Regions from separate parts of the Mus musculus genome. Here region 2 is linked to region 1. A link is a loop called in an ENCODE intact Hi-C map of the cell type or tissue named here. Cell type or tissue: heart. All regions are shown on one strand. Links, peaks and the distances in the headings refer to the core of each region. The heading gives the core; the rest is flanking DNA. Region 1 overlaps Cdc6 (cell division cycle 6). Region 2 overlaps Rara (retinoic acid receptor, alpha).

Region 1 (8,323 bases), core at 259-8,258:
AGTGAGTGGGCAGTGCAGCCCGATCTGTAGACTGAGACTGCTCTCTCTGGCTCCTCAGGTTATCCCGTCCTTACAGGCTCCCGTCCCTTAGCAACGACACACAGGCTTGTCAGCGGCCCTGGGATCAGCACTGGCACACGCTGCTGAAAGAGCTCCCAGGTCTAGATTACAGAAGTAACCTGATCCCCTCTTTTGACTTCTGATACGCATTTAGGACTGGTTTCAGTGGCCTTGCTGTATAGTAAGCTATACAGACGGTGACTTCAACTAAATACAAGGAATGTTCTAATGCACAGAAATAAAGGTTCCCCAGCACTGAAGATAGGCAACAAAAAGTTGGCGAGACGTCCAGGATGGTGGGCCATACCAGTGATTCCAGCACTCAGCATGGTCACTACAAGTTCAGGGCCAGCACAGGGGACTCTTAAACCATGAAACAGGAAAATGGGGTAGGTGTCGTGCTGGGATTGTTTTAGAGGGGGCTTTGCCATTGTGTGGGGAGTAAGGAGAGACTTCCAAGTTCCCTTCATTGTGGGACTTGTGCTCCTCCGTTTGGGAGCTCTGGTTTCTCTATTAGCCTTCTGCAGCTTCCTGCTTGTGGTAAAGCAATCGAAGCAGATTGGTGTGGGGCAAGTGCAGATGGCCTCAGGAAGTAACTGCAGGCATGGGTTGTTAGAGAGCAAGCCCTGTCTCTCACAGCAGTGCTTCTCCAAACAGTGGGGCCATGGGCCTCTGTGTGCTCACCGCTGTGCTCAGCTTCCGGCTCTGGGGAGGGTAGGTACTACATGCTAGGCTAGCCCGTGGCATTTTCTCAAGTTTCTTGCCAAATAGTTTGGACACTGTGACTGAACCTCAGAGGTCATTTGGGAAAGCCGTCTGGGGGCGGGGCCTGAGGTGGGACTGACTTTTCCTGGCCACGCTTACCCGCCCATCTGACTCATATCTAATTAAAATATTAGATAATTTTTCCAACTGTTCCTTTTCCTTTCGTAACGATCAGGCAGTCGTCTTTGCTTCAGAGTCTTAGGCTGAGGATTAACTGAGGGTCCTTGAGCAAGGCAAGTGCTATGGCGCCCGACTTCACTCCCCGGCCAACCTCTGAGGCCGTTAGCCAGGCTTGCTGGCATCTGTCTGGGTTCTTGCTTATTCAGGAGGGTAGATTCGTTATCTTCTCAACACGAAACTACATCCGAAAGGACAAGATGACTGGGTCGTTATTTCCTAGAGAAAAGGCAAGCCTGCTTTCTGGAACTGCCTTTTCCCTCACCTTCCGCCCCAGAAACAGAACTCTGCTGTGCCGTTACGTGGGTCTGGGGGTTTCCTTTAGCTAAAACCTGCATCATGTGTCTCCGCACATACACAGGCGATTATCTTCGAAATGGAGTAAAGTGCCAGATGGTGGTGGTGCTAGCACTCAGGAAGCAGAGGACAGATTTTGAGGACAGCTACACAAAGGGAAGGAGGGAAGGAAAGGAACTGAATTGGACAAAGTTTGCTTACTTTGCAGGTAAATCACCCAGCGAGTCGCCGGTCCCCAAGCGCGTTGGTCTTGCTCACATATCCCAAGTCATTTCGGAAGTTGATGGGAACAGGGTGACTTTGAGCCAAGAAAACACACAGGATTCCCTTCCTCTCCAGCAGAAGATCCTGGTTTGCTCTTTGCTGCTTTTGACCCGGCGGCTGAAAATCAAAGAGGTCACCCTGGGGAAGGTAAGCTTCGCGTCTCAGCAGGTGGGGCTGAGGCTTTGCCAAAGCTACTTTCCAAAAGGCCCTGGGAATTAACGATGAGTAGGAGGCAGGGCCGAGTGGAGCTTTTGCTACATTTGACCCAGAGCTTGGTCTATGTAGGGAATTCTAGGCCAGCCAAGGCTACACCGTCGTGAGACATTGTCTCAGAAACATGAGTTGAGGCCAGGCGGTGGTGGCTCACGCCTTTAATAACAAAACTCTGGGAGGCAGAGGCAGGTGGATCTCTGAACTCTGGGCCAGTCTAATCCTAGTGAGTTCCAGGAGAGCCAGGCAGGGCTATACAGAAAGATCCTGTCTCACCACCCTTAGCCCCCTACCCGAAAATTTAAAAACTGAGTTAGCCATGAACCAGATAGAGCGGTACCATACTTGTAATCCTGGTAGCTAGGAGGCAGAGCCAGGGTGATTGCCAGCCAGGGCTGTGTAGAACCCACCTTTGTCTTTGCATCTATGGTCCTCCCCCAACCCCTCCCCAAACTTACGTAAAGTCCCGTTCCTAAGTTCTACCTTAGAGTAAGAAAACTGGGCAGTCACTAACAACTGCTTGTGCGGAAGACCCAGGTTCCATCCCCAACACCCACATGGTGGCTCACAAACATCTGGATCTGTACCTTTAGTGCCAGGGGATCCAACAACTCTTCTGTTCTCCGTGGGCATCTAGGCATGAGCATGGTACACATACATAAATGCATGGCAGCAAAACACAAAATAAAATAAATCTGGCTCAGCAGTTAAGAGCATTGACTGCTCTTCTGAAGGTCCTGAGTTCAAATCCCAGCAACCACATGGTGGCTCACAACCACCCGTAATGAGATCTGATGCCCTCTTCTGGTGCATCTGGAGACAGCTACAGTGTTCTCACATATAATAAATTTTTTTGGTTTTGGTTTTTGGAGACAAGAGTTTCTCTGTGTAGCTCTGGCTGTCCTGGAACTCACTTTGTAGACCAGGCTGGCCTCGAACTCAAATCTGCCTCTGCCTCCCAAGTGCTAGGATTAAAGGCATATGCCACCACTCTAGCTTTTTTTTTTTTTTTTAAAGAAGAATCACATAAAGTATTGGGGGTTCGGAAGGTCTGTTGCCAATTCGAGGGGTCAGTAAAAGTGGGAGGGGAGATATTCAGATAACTTAAGACACAGTTTCTGGGCTTCTTTCTTTTTGTTTTTCATCTGTAAGGTTATGAGATGTGGCTTGTAAGTGACACTTGTTCTCCCTCATTTCCTCCCAGTTATATGAAGCCTACAGTAGCATCTGTCGCAAACAGCAGGTGACGGCCGTAGACCAGTCTGAGTGTTTGTCCCTTTCAGGACTCCTGGAGTCCAGGGGCCTTGTGGGATTAAAGAAAAATAAGGAGAGCCGCCTCACCAAGGTACAAGTAATGGCTTTTTGTGCGTGTCCCTGCTTTTAATTGTCCTGTCTTGGCGAGCGTGTCCTCTGCCAAAGTAACGATTAGAAGTGACTAGTGAACAGTTTGCTTTTCTGCCAGCTAGGGCTTAGGATGTGAGGACAACGGAGTGATGTGATTCGGGCCATTGAGGATGGCAGCAGTTAACCTGTCCATTTGAGGAGAATGGAATATGATAGGGGGGTGTAACAGCGTGTGCGCCTGCAAGTGTGTGCATGCGTGAGCGCCGATGTTCGTCATCACAGAAAGACCTCTTCTCTTTCCAGGTGTCTCTGAAGATTGAAGAAAAGGAAATAGAGCATGTCCTGAACGGCAAAGCTTTCACCGGGAACATCCTCGCTGCTGGTCTGCCCTGAATGGCTCTTACTCATGGCACTTGCAGGTGTCCCTCCCACTGGCATTTGAGAGCCCCCAGAATCTTCATTTTAGTAAGGTCGTTTGGAAACAGTTACGGCCTTTTTTACTCCGCACCAGTAAATTTTAGTGTATGGATTCATGAGTGTTAGCGCTGGCTGATATCTTTGGTTCTTACTGGTTTTACCCATAAAAATGACCGAGTAGCTGGGTGTGGTGACTTTTATGCCTGTGATCCCAGCACTTGGGAAATAGAGTCAAGAGTTAAAGGCCATCCTTTGCTACATAGTGAGCTTGAGCTGGCCTGGACTACATGAGACTCTGTAAGAATAAAAACAGTGGCCCTTTTTAAAGCAATGTTCAGTACTTTTCCCCTTTCACATTCCTAAACACAGTGCCTACGAGTATATACGGACTTGTGTTGGAGAGTGTGTGTATGTATTACCTCTGTCTACAAAGGATATATTTTGTAAAGAACTTTGAAGTTTAGAAGGATGAAATGGAATGATCCAGGAAAATTTACGAGCCTCCGTGGAAGGGCATTGTGTTCAGAGGATGCCTCATTCATGTGACAGGTGTTGCTGCCCTGGACTTTTTAAGGACTGATGAAGAATCTCCCGTGCTCCCCACCAGTATGGGGGTGACGAGGAGAATAACTACAGATTGTGAATATATTTATTTTCAAGTTTCGTTTGTCTGGGCTGCATTTGTTGTCTCTGGGTTTTCGGGCACATAGGTGTTCATATCCGAGTCAAGCAGCAGGAGTCGCTGTTTGCCTTCTACGGTGTGGACCGCTAGGACTGAGCTCGGGCCATCAAACTTGGCTGGCGACCAGCGCCTACCCTTCAAGCCATTTTATGGGTTTGTGTTCGTCTTTTTAAGCAGCCACACTCCATGGTAGCTTAGGTTTTCAGAGGTTAATAAGAAAATACCTTCTCATCGGGCCTTGGTAGTACACACCCTTAAATCCCAGCCCGCAGGTGATAGATAGAGGCAGGCGGGTCCCTGTGTTTCAGACATGTTCCAGGACAGTCTGGTCTACAGAGACTCCAGAAACAACAACAACAAAATTAAAAATAACTAGCAAGTGGAAATACTCTCTCACACTTTGCCTCAGGGTTAGCTTCCCTCAGACAGAGCCATTGTTTCAATAGGATGCAGCTCCGGATGAATTTTCATCTGAGCCCCTCTTTCTAGGCTCCCTAGAGAAGTTCATCTTCCTGGCATCAAGTGGCAGTTTGTGACAGGGACACCAGAGGGCACCATTACAACGCCGCTTTGAAAGTGTGGCCCGGGCAAGGGTGGTTTTGAGGGAAGGGGCAGGAAGGTGCCTGAGTCCGACTTGTTTGGGAGGTTGCTGATGCATTCGTACCTGGCTAAGTGCTTGGGAGCAAACCATGCCTGGGATGAACTGTCTGAGTCTTTGCTTTTCTCCAGGCGAGGCTGCTGCCCCGATGCCTGATCCGGCCCCGAGCTTGGGAATCTGATATGGGTACAGGAGATCTGTTGGCCACTGTTTGATGCAGCCTGCACATTATCCTTGTAAAGCGATCTGAACCCCACAGCAGGTGGGATGGGATGGGATGGGATGGGATGTGCTGGGATGAGATAGGAGGGCTCGCTCGACGCCCTCTGAGATGCACACTGCCCACTGCAGAAGACTGTAGAGAGGAGATTGGATGCCAAGCACTCACTCATAGAATACACATTCCCTCTGGGGCGGTGCACAAGACCATACTCTCCCAAGGAGTTTGGAGAGAGTCTGGAACTGTAAGGGTTAACGAGCACAACTGTAAAGATTGTCCGAAGACTGATGGGAAGCAGAGACCGAATGGGATTGAGAACAGATGTGAGGCTTGATTTAAATTACATTTTATTGGATGCTGCAGCCTTAAGAGACGTGACTGCTTTACAGTTTGTTTCCACACTGTGGGCAGCTGCTGTCTGTTCTGTGTCCATAGTAGGATCCTGCCCAAAGAGGAGCGGCCTCCCCGCCTCCGATGTAGTTGAGGCTTGGCGCCTTCCTCTTAACTGCAGGGCTTGAGTCAGGAACAGGGTTTGACTCTCAGTGGGACTGGGCTGTATCCTCCCTGGCTTCTAGCCAAGATTGCATTTACAGATTCAAAGGGGCCAAGTTCCTTCCCCTCTCTCTGTCTTCTCCCCATTTGGAAATAGGGCTTTCTGTGGACTGTTTTGTTTCCTTCAGCACACACACACACACACCCCACACACACTGTCGATTTCTAGGTCATTGCTACTCTTAAGGCTTCAGCAATTGGAACAGGGTGGGTTGTGTCAGTGATGCGTGAAGCAGACTTAGAGTCCCTGCTTGGCTTCCGCTGCCCTTGTGGGAGCAGAGGCTGATGTATGTTTGTCAGCAAAGTCTTAAGTGTAATTCAGACGCCGAGGCGGAAAGGAGGAGAGAGGCCTTTCCTTGCTGCTTTTTCTCACCGAAGCTGGAAGCTATGGGAAGGTGGTGGGAGTTTAAGTGGAAAGGGATGGGCCTGTGGTTGCTAGTTTTTGCCAGGATCTTAGGCCACATGGCGTAGTGGCAAAGATGCTGACCTACATTTCCTCCTTTTGAAGACACTGGGGTGTGTGTATCCTGGTTTGTCATTATTATTATTGTTATTATTGTTGTTGTTGTTATTTTAAGAACCAGATTAAGTTTCCATAGTGTCAGGTATCGCTATGGAAAGAACATAGACTCAATAAAGTTGGTATGAATTCCAACCCCAAGATGCCTCTGCCATTTCTGGCTCAATGAAGACTTGCCTGTGGCTAGCTAATTCCAAGAGTGTGTGAGGTCCAGCCTAGCTACCCAAAAATCAGAAAACTTGGCAGAGCCCTTTTCCTTCCCTCCCTTCCCATTGCTCCTTGCCCCACCCCCACCCCAGCGCAGGAACATCACCACTGAACCACATTCTCAGTCCGCCCTGCCTGTACGGACTTTCTAAAGATACACAACAAACTAGACTTGGTGGTACAGGCCTGCAGTCCCGGCTACACAGGACAAGTTCAAGGCCAACCTGGACAACTTAATAAAAGAGTTCTCGGGCTTGCCTGATAGGCACAAGGCCCTGGGTTCAGTCCTCAGTGCTGGGGCTGGAAAGGAAAGACACCACCAAAAACCAGACAGACAGACAGACAAACCTTGACAGTTCAGTTGGCAAAGTGCTTACTGTGCAAACGGGAAGCCCCAATTCAATCTCCAGGCCACTCTGCCACACATTCACACATGAGGACTTTAATTCTAGCAGTGAGGAGGCTGAGCCAGGAAGGTCCTTAGGGCTTTTTGGCTGGACCGCCTCTGCTTGGTCAGTAAAGGTGAGAGACACCCCTGTAGTTATTTTTTAAAAAAAGACACCTACAATTGACCTTTAACCTTCACAAACACAAAAATATCTGGACTCTCGGGGACTGGGGGCAAAGTGGTTTTATTTATGGTTTAAGAGACAGCATAGGAGAAGCCCTCTGCAGACTTTATTTACATTTGTATCGGTCTCCAGTGCTTACTCTTGGTTGCTATTCAGTGAATGAAACCAGGAAGGGACTGCCTTCCCCACCACCACCCCCCATCTAGAAAACAGTCCTCAGCTGGAGGTAAACTGCAGGGCGCAGACACACTCAGGTGGGCTGGGACCCTGCAAAAATGCCGCCTTCTGGCAGTCCCAGGGCCTTGCAGCCCGTCCCTTGGACATGCTACTAATTTGCTTCAGGCAACCTCTGTTGCTTCAGGGAGGTTTTGGCTGTGGGTTGGAGACTTGCCTACAGGCTAGGGAGAAGTAGGTCTGTCAAGAAGTTAACTCAGGTCCCCAGAGATTGCCCAGAAAGCTGTGGCTGGGCACTGGGGACTTGGGGAGGAAGCCACCTTTGATGTCCTACTTTTTAGCTCTGTGTGTGTGTGTGGGGGGGGGGGGGGTTGTATTATCTCCGTTTCCTCCTGATGTCTTCTCCACCAAAGAGAAAGGTGGCTGAGGCCTAAGTGTGTGTCCTCTGGTCTCATGGTGCAATTCCACCAGTCCAGAGGCTACCAGTAGAAGCTAATTGGGTGCAAGGGGCTGGCTGAAGACTGCAGGCTGGCAAAAGGAGAGTGGCTCCCCGGTTTTCTTCTTCTTTTTTTTTAATTTCTAATTGAGTTCTGAATCAGCCTCAATCGCTTTGATCCCTCCTCCGTTTCCCACACTGCCTGAAAGAGCTAGATCAGCAACTTTGTAACAAGGGTGCGCCTGCTCCCCACAGCCCCCCCTCCCCTGACGCTCTCTGCCGCCGCCATCCACTGCTTGTCTCCTTCAGTTAAGATAATGAAGATGCTGAGAGATAAAATGTGTATTTAATAAGGGTGGGGGCAGGGAGGCGGAAAGGGGCAGCCAGGGCCTTCCCTAGTTTGGGGCCTCGCCAAGACTCTAGCTGAAAGCAAAGCTAGAGTAAGACTTGGCCTCGGGGTGTGGGGGTTTCTGGGCCTCAATCCAGCTGACTTCACTGCCTGCTGTTTGCCCTAAATTCCCCCCCCCCTCCACCATCTCACCCCCACACCCCTTTCCTCTCTGCTTGCTCCCAGTGGGAAAAAGGAGTCTCCCTTGACTTTCTTTTCAGCTGGTAACTTGGCCTTTGCTGCGGTACCCCCCAACCCCAGTATCAGCTGCAAGGTCAGACTAGGGCAGCCCCCTGTAGCCTAGGCCTGTAGAAGCTGTGGGTTCACAGTGGGGGGCGAAAAAGCTGGAGTTAATGAAGGCCAGCTGCCCGGCTGGGTTCTGCCTACAGCTAGCTAGAGGCCAGCGTTCAGCGGGGGGAGGGGGAGAGGGACGGGGAACC
Region 2 (8,323 bases), core at 41-8,040, 51 kb after region 1:
GGGAGAGGCCTGAACTCGAAAAGGTGTGAAGTTGGTCTGTATGTATGGGGGGGCTGACATAGGACCCCCTGAAGCCATTGTCTGGATAAACCTGGAACCCTGAGTTGGAAGAGAATTGGGCTTCTCAGATCCCAGAGGAAAGGGGGTTTCCAGTTTGGGCTCAGCTGAGGCCCTGACGGAGGGAGGGACAGAGGGGAGGGCTGGACGGGGAGACCCTCTTGTGTTGAATCATGGGTGTTGCCGTGGTGACCAGTGATTGATGATGTCAGAGATAAATGACGCTGACAGACGCCTCCTTGTCTGCGTGGCCGTTGCCATGGAGCCCGAGCCTTGGGGGATGAGGTGGGGGAGGGGGCTGCAAGACCCCCTCCAGCCCTTTGTGGGGAGGGGTGCTGAGAAAGATGGTTCTGACTAATGCACCAGCAGCCCCAGCCAGGAATTGGGGAGCTGGATATCCTGCTGCCTCCTGTCACCAGAGACACGGGAGTGCTGGTCTTGTACTCAGGAAGTAGTGACTAGTGACGGTCCTCTGCAGAGTCTGTGACAACTTGGGACGTGCAGAACTGAGACCTTTTGGTAAAGGGGCCGTCACTTCCTTCTCCCTTTGCCCCACCTTCCTTCTTTGAACTATTAGAACAGGACGAGGGTGGGGACCCCCTCTCCTTCCCACAACAACTCCCCCTTTCTTTCTCTCCCTCCTCTCCCTCTCCCGGCTGCTCCGTGCCCCGGAGCTGAGCAGCTGCCATTTCAATAGAATTAAAGCTTCCGAATGATAAACGTCTTGTCACAGCTGCAATTTTCTCTTCCCAAATTATCCCCCACTCTGCCTCTCCCTTCTCTCCCCTGCACTTTATTGAATTTGCAGAATCGACATGAGTGATCTCCAAATTATGCCAGCTTCCCCCCCCATCACCCCCCCCCCGTCCCCTCCCTGGACCCCCACCCCCACCCTTCCTTCCTCCCGCGTCAGCAGCCGCCACGGAGGCCCTGTGAGTGATTGTGTGTCTGGGATAATCGGCTGGTAACGACCCCATCGCTTCTTTAAAGCCCGAGCGGTGTGTGCGGCTCAGCGCCCCCCTCCCAGCGATCTGTCAGCTCCCCGGCTAATGGGCCAAGAGATTCTTCTGCCAGGGGGCCCCCATTCTCTGGTTGGGGAGCCTTATTCCCTGCCTGCCCAGGGAAGCTGCTTTGAGCCAGTCTTAGGAATCCCCCAGGGAGATCGCTGCCAGGAGAGCTGGGACAGCAGGGATTCCTGGCAGGCACCAAAGCGGGGACTCAGTGTGTGTGACTGCCAACCTGGGCACATGTTCTTAGAGTGTGGGCTGCTGCCATGGGTGCATGACGACAGGGTACCACACACTGGCGGAGGGCATATGTGCACATGTGTGGTGTGGCCTCAGCCACAGTCCCAGGCCCTAAAATAGGATTTAGGATATGAGTCAGACAGGTTAGTGTGGGGCACTGTTTTGTGGATCTGTCTGTCTGTCTGTGTGTGTCTGTCTGGGTGGTGGACAGCATAGGCTGGACGACCCCGAGCCAAAAGCAGTCACTCTCTAACCAACCCATGTCCCCCCTTCCACCCCTCCCTCCCCCCAGCGGTGCGAAACGATCGAAACAAAAAGAAGAAAGAGGCACCCAAGCCCGAGTGCTCAGAGAGCTACACGCTGACGCCTGAGGTGGGCGAGCTCATTGAGAAGGTTCGCAAAGCGCACCAGGAGACCTTCCCGGCCCTCTGCCAGCTGGGCAAGTACACTACGGTATGCCAGCCGCGAGGGGTACTGCACACCCAGGCCGCCTCTGCTGCCCTTCCCCTGTCTCCTCCTACACTGTCAGGAAGTGTAGGCTGAGCAGAGGGCGAAAGGCAGCGAGCGGCCAGGCTGAAGCGGGTGCCAGTGCCGTAGCTGAGGCCCTGACCCTCCCTGCCTCCCCCAGAACAACAGCTCAGAACAACGAGTCTCCCTGGACATTGACCTCTGGGACAAGTTCAGTGAACTCTCCACCAAGTGCATCATTAAGACTGTGGAGTTCGCCAAGCAGCTTCCCGGCTTCACCACCCTCACCATCGCCGACCAGATCACCCTCCTCAAGGCTGCCTGCCTGGATATCCTGGTGAGAGTCTGCCCCTGCTCTCCAGCCGGGTTCCGGCCCTTGTAGGATCTGTTCCCAGCCAGATGGCCACTTTCCCCGATGCTTTCCCCCGAATCCAAATCCCCCACCGCTCACGTTGGGCCACTTTCTTCCACTCCTGTGGGCACCTTGTCCACTTAGCTGTGTTGTGGGAAGGTGGCATTATCCTGGGAACAGGAAGTAGAAAGGTCTGCTGCTGGGACACAGTGCTGGATGGAGTTGGCACGCCAGAGCGTTTGGTGGCCTGAGTTGTGAGCGGGATGCTGGACGTAATAAGAACTGTCACGAGTGAAGGCTAAGAGGAGGACTCCCCATAATCACTCTCAGGGGTTCAGTCCACCACCTATTCCTTCAAAGACACATCCTAGGTGGAGAACTAGAAGTGTGGAGAGGCTTCTGGGAAGGGAAGGTCATCAAGTGCCGGGTCCCCAGTGCACAGATGGGGGAGGCGCCATTGGGTACGAACTGTTGGGGTTGAATGGGATGGTCCTAGGAACAGATCTGCCTTGTTTCTTGCTGGCTGGAAACTCCTTTCCCTCGTGATTTCTCTATACGAAGGCAGCGTGGCCTAGATCTGCTGCCCGGAGCAGTAGCGGTGGAGATGCGCGCCTATTTAAATTTAATTACAATTAGACTCAGTTCAGTCCCTCCGTTGCATTAGCCACTTCTCGAGTGCTCGGTAGCCACATGGGGCCGGTGGCTACTGCCTCGGATGCTGCAGACAGAACCTTTCCATCACTGGAGGAAATTCTTGTCAGCCAGCCATGCTCTGGCTGCTTGCCAGGGCAAGAGAGAGGCCTCTGGGGATGCTGGAACTGGTGTGCCAGGGGCTGCTGGGCCAGAAGGTGGGGGCGCCTCCAGCCTCTGAACCTTGTGTACACCCTCTGCACCCAGATTCTGCGAATCTGCACGCGGTACACGCCTGAGCAAGACACAATGACCTTCTCAGATGGACTGACCCTGAACCGGACTCAGATGCACAACGCTGGCTTTGGCCCCCTCACCGACTTGGTCTTTGCCTTCGCCAACCAGCTGCTGCCCCTGGAGATGGACGATGCTGAGACTGGACTGCTCAGTGCCATCTGCCTCATCTGTGGAGGTGGGTGAGGCGCTGGTGGCTCTCAGGAGGCATGTGGAGGCCTGGAGGGGCAGGTCCGGACTCTGGGCACACAAGACCAGGGTCTCAGGCAGCAAGCACCAGTCTAGAATAAGCTCCGAAGGTCTGTGATCTTCATCTGAGACCTGGGTCAAGAATAAGACCCAGGCCGGACGTGGTGGCGCACGCCTTTAATCCCAGCACTCGGGAGGCAGAGGCAGGTGGATTTCTGAGTTTGAGGCCAGCCTGGTCTACAGAGTGAGTTCCAGGACAGCCAGAGCTATACAGAGAAACCCTGTCTCGAAAAACAAAAACAAACAAAAAGAATAAGACCCAGTTAACAGTTAATGTTAATTATTATTTTATTCCATGTCACACTGCTGTAGTAATGATGGTGACCTGCTGGGACGTCCCTGCTTTCTATGAGGAGCGCTACCCGTGTTGGGCCAGGGGTGTCCATCTCCACCACCATAGCTGCTGAGCTTTGAGAAGCCCACACCCCACTCTTTTTTTTAGAGTAGAAAGCTTCTCTTCTTGCCTACCAGCCCAGAGACCCTTCCTGGCCTACCCTGTGGCCAGGTATATGGGAGCAGCCTTCTGCCCTCTGTGACTTGGGCAGACCCGCCCCCAAGTGGCCAGATCTGGGAAAGCAGCTGTGTGTATTCTCGGTTGGTGGAGTTGGCTAGGGGTGGGGTGGGGCTCCTGCTCAGGGACAGTTTTGTGCTCAGACCGACAGGACCTGGAGCAGCCAGACAAGGTGGACATGCTGCAAGAGCCGCTGCTGGAAGCACTGAAAGTCTACGTCCGGAAACGGAGGCCCAGCCGACCCCACATGTTCCCCAAGATGCTGATGAAGATCACAGACCTTCGGAGCATCAGCGCCAAGGGTGAGTGTCATCTTCACCACCAGGAGTGGTTTCCAACATAAGGGGTCGAAACCCCTCTGGGGTCACATGACTCTCACAGTGAGCCTCGTGTCAGGTGTTTACCTGACAGTTCATAACAGCCCAATTACAGATTTGAAGTAGCAACAGAATAATTTTATGGTTGGGGGGTCACCACAACATGAGGAACTGTATTAAAGGGTTGCGCCATTAGGAAGGCCGAGAACCATTGACCTAGAGGAAGGCCCACCCAGGACTGGCTTAGGACCACTGCCCACAGTCAAGCTGGCACCTCACGTCTTGGCATCTACATGGTGTCTTCCTCGTCTGAACCTGGCATGTCCCCATCTGTCTAGGCTGGGACTCTCTAGCTGTCACTTCTCCGTGGTACTTTAAGACAGGCCTCCGTAATAGGTCATGTGGGTGTGGTCTGTGAAAACTGCATTTGCCAGCTCTGAGCCTCATTTTCCTGGGGGGTGGGAGGGCAGTGGAGGGATGGCGATGGTGTTTGGAAGCACCTGCTGGATTAAACATGAGGCATAGGGGCCAAATCTAGATAAGCCAAGCCTGAATTTAGAATGCTTCACCCAGTCACCACACCATGGGCTCAGGAGAGCAGGCCTGTGATGCGGGCACAAGCCCCAGGTGCAGGTGCAGTGCGTGGTAGATGCCCAGGTGGGTGGCAGTGATCCCCTTACCCTGTGACCCTCCCTTCTGGGCCAGGTCTCTGACCCCCACCTCCTTCCCCACAGGAGCTGAACGGGTGATCACATTGAAGATGGAGATCCCAGGCTCCATGCCACCGCTGATCCAGGAAATGCTGGAGAACTCTGAGGGCTTGGACACTCTAAGCGGACAGTCGGGGGGCGGAACACGAGATGGGGGTGGCCTGGCCCCCCCTCCGGGTAGCTGTAGCCCCAGCCTCAGTCCCAGCTCCCACAGAAGCAGCCCAGCCACCCAATCCCCATGACCACCTCGACACACGGACAGCCCTCACCCCTGCCCTGGCTTTCTCTGCCTTCCTGCTGGCCGTGTGACCTGTCGGCCCCGGGCCCGCTTGTCCTCTCAGACAGAACTGGGTACCTTCCAGGGGGGACAGGAAGGAGAAGGCAGTGACTCTGTGGACAGAGGCCTGGACCCAAGATGGACTGCCCTCTTCCGGCAGCCTGGGCTGGCATCGGGCCAGGCGTTGAGCCACATGAGGACCTGGGCCTGAGCCCTCACCCACCTTGCCACGTCTTCATCACCAGCAAACGCCGGGACCTGGCTCCCTGTCCTCGGAACTCAAGCCATCGCTCCCCAGATGGGGACTTCCCCCCGACCCCCGCTTTGGATGGTGACAGAGGGTGCCCAGGGTGGGGGAGACTCCCTGTACATATCCTGCGTACCAATCCCCAGATATTAATTCTCGTTGGTTTTGTTTTTATTTTAATTTTTTTGTTTTTGTTTTTTTGTTTTTTGGTTTTTTTTAATAAGAATTTTCATTTTAAGCACATTTATACTGAAGGAATTTGTGCTGTGTATTGGGGGAGCTGGATCTCGAGCTGAAGGGGGTGGGTCCCGGGGACGGGCAGGGCTCGGAAGGGATCCCCTCTCCTTTGATGTCCCAGCAGATGCTCCCACATCCCAGTCTTTGCTCCTCAGTTTTCTCTAATACTGTGAAATACTAACTTTCCAAGGCCACCTTCCCTGTCCCGTGCAGGAAAGCAGCTTCCCCTCCCCCCTCTGCCCAGCCACTGGGTGTGGGCATCTTGGGCAGCTATCCCTGGGAGGAGAGGATCCTGGCTTTTGGCTTGTCCCCCTACCCACCAATAATCAGGGTAAGGGTGAAGCTAGGGCCCCTGGGATAGACTGTTCCTCCTCACTGCCCGTCAGAGCTCACTTCATCCAAGCCCCAGCCCCACTGTGAAGGGGCCGGCTAAGGGGTCCAAGTTACCCCAGCCCCCAGCCTCATAGCCACCAGCACCCCATGGGGCCCTTCAACACACACACACACACACACACACACACACACACACACACACACACACACACACACGGCCTGAGTTCCTCCAATTCCCCCAGCCTACCCCCAACCCCTCTTGGCCCCCTCCTTGCCCCGCAGGACGGGACTCCAGGGGGTCCCCTCCCCTACACCCCTGGGCTGGGGGAGCAGGCTCTACCTTGCCCTCCTGCCTGGGTGGGGTCTCACCCTGGAGCCCACTGGCGCACCTGTTCCTGCTGGGTTTCCACTGAGATCTACTGGAGAAAGAATAAAGTTCTATTTATTCTATAATGCCTCTTGCCTCTCTGCCTCCACCCTCTCCTCTCCCTGTCTGGGCAGGGGACTCAAGATGGGAACTTTCTACAGGCTCTGGGTCACAGTGGCTTGGCACAAGCACTAAGTGCCAAAGACTTGGCCAGAGACCCTGAGAGCTGAGATAGACCCAATCTGGCAGTGGCCTCAAACCGGGGGCAGGGAGAGTCTCACCTACAGCGGGGGATTCTGGGAAAGGAGAGCTGAGCAGGAGGAGGAGGAAAGCCCCTCCCCACAATCTGAGAGAGGAAGCCAGTCCTTGGCCTCAGAGCCCCTGGCCTTGAAGTTACCCAGTGACAGACCAGTGGCTACACTTGATGTTCACAATCCTGCCACTATCAGTTCCTTACTGTCATATCTCAGCCCAGGGAAACCAATGTCCTTCCTTGCCCAGGGTGACACACAGTGGCAAGTTGAGCACTCAGGGTCCCTGCTCAACCTGGGGTTCTTCCTTGGGGAAACACTTCTGAGACACCAGATGCATCACATACCCCAAGGTGCTTGGAGTCCCTCTGTCCTTGGCAGGGAAGCTGAGCCAACCGGTTCTTTCCCTAGAGGCTCTAGCCATGTCTATGTCAGCCACTAGGTGGCAGCAGCTGCTCACTTAACTCACTGTCTCGGGAGCATTGGGAAGATACTTCACTAGTAATTTTCTTTTTCTTTTTTTTTTTTAAGATTTATTTATTTATTTTATGTATGTGATATACTGTCCCTCAGATCCCATTACAGATGGTTGTAAGCCACCATGTGGGTGCTGGGAATTGAACTCAGGACCTCTGGAAGAACAGTCAGTATACTTAACCGCTGAGCCATCTCTCCAGCCCCCACTAGTAATTTTCAAACGTGGTTATTTAGCTGAAATAAATGTACATGGCCTTACAAGAACCAGTATGTGCTTGAGGAGGCATAGGCAATAGGACTACTACAAGTTCAAGGCCAGTCTGGTGTATAACACAGCAAGTTCCTGGACTACATAGTAAAATCTTGCCCTAAAAAAGGAAAAACCAGGGTATTTGCTATCACATAGCATTATAAAGCAAGAACAAAGAGTAGGGGATTTCACTACATTAATAAATACTTTAAGGCTGGAGAGATGGCTCACAACCATCCATAATAAGATCTGACACCCTCTTCTGGGTGTCTGAAGACAGCTACAGTGTACTTACATATAATAAATAAATCTTTTTTTTAATTCATTTCTTTATTTGATGTATGTGAGCACACTGCCACTCTCTTCAGGCACTCCAGAAGAGGGAGGCTGAGGCAGGCAGATCTCTGAGTTTGAGGCCAGTCTGGTATATAGATTGAGTTCCAGGACAGCCAGGGTTACACACAGAGATACCCTGTTGAGAGAGAGAGACAGGAGGAGAAAAGAAACTCAACTGAGGAAGGGTTCTGGGTTAGCAGTGGTTCAAGCAAGTGAGTACTTGTTCAGCATATGCAGGTCCTGAGGTCTGTCCCCAGCACAGAACAAACAAGAAATAGGGAAACTAAAGAGAGGGTGGAGGTACAAACTGACCTATCTAAGGTCCAGAGACAAAAAGGGGGAAACATTGTTTCATACACAAAATAGGTGAACTGACAACTTTGTACAATTCATGTTTCTGTGTGCTTGCAGATAGATACCCACAGACTCTAAGAGGATGGTGGGTTCCCTGGAGATGGAATCACCTGACATGGGGTGCTGGGAACTGAGCTCAAGCCCTCTGGGAGAACAGTATGCCTTCTAAACTGCTCAGCCATCTCTCTGGGCCCTCCAAGTGGCTCTTGACTGTGTGAACAAACGTCCAATAGGACACTAAGTTGTGTGAGGCCTGGGTGACATGGCAGAGCAGGAAAGGAGCTTGCCAGCAAACCTGACACCCTGAGGCTGATCCCCAGGACCCGTGTGAGCAGAAAACCAACTTCCACAAGCTGTTC

What was found. A loop is a pair of places that touch in the nucleus more often than their neighbours do. Peaks named below come from ENCODE experiments on the same cell type or tissue, not always from the same donor. Only the 100,000 strongest peaks of a DNase experiment are listed, where the experiment ranks them.
Region 2: a loop joins it to region 1, with 6 times the contacts of the local background. A loop is called at or near these places in 39 of 42 quality-filtered maps.

What each region holds. Positions count from the first base shown.
Region 1 is chr11:98,917,696-98,926,018 of GRCm38, forward strand. Cdc6 (cell division cycle 6) reads left to right here. Exons shown (of 12, transcript NM_001025779.2): 10 at 1,508-1,710; 11 at 2,978-3,118; 12 at 3,421-6,247. The coding sequence ends at 3,510. Among named protein-coding and RNA genes, the nearest start is that of Cdc6, 14 kb to the left of the region's middle. In heart, for the core only: CTCF peaks have their summits at 780, 4,224 and 4,776 (motif pointing right); DNase peaks (open chromatin) are centred at 756, 4,816, 5,536, 7,906 and 2 weaker places; H3K4me3 peaks cover 333 bases; H3K27ac peaks cover 1,679 bases.
Region 2 is chr11:98,968,561-98,976,883 of GRCm38, forward strand. Rara (retinoic acid receptor, alpha) reads left to right here. Exons shown (of 9, transcript NM_009024.2): 5 at 1,597-1,757; 6 at 1,933-2,109; 7 at 3,022-3,226; 8 at 3,952-4,110; 9 at 4,860-6,382. The coding sequence ends at 5,077. Among named protein-coding and RNA genes, the nearest start is that of Gjd3, 10 kb to the right of the region's middle. In heart, for the core only: CTCF peaks have their summits at 3,851 (motif pointing left), 5,261 (motif pointing left) and 6,971 (motif pointing right); DNase peaks (open chromatin) are centred at 2,901, 3,871, 5,201, 6,961 and 7 weaker places; H3K4me3 peaks cover 1,421 bases; H3K27ac peaks cover 3,210 bases.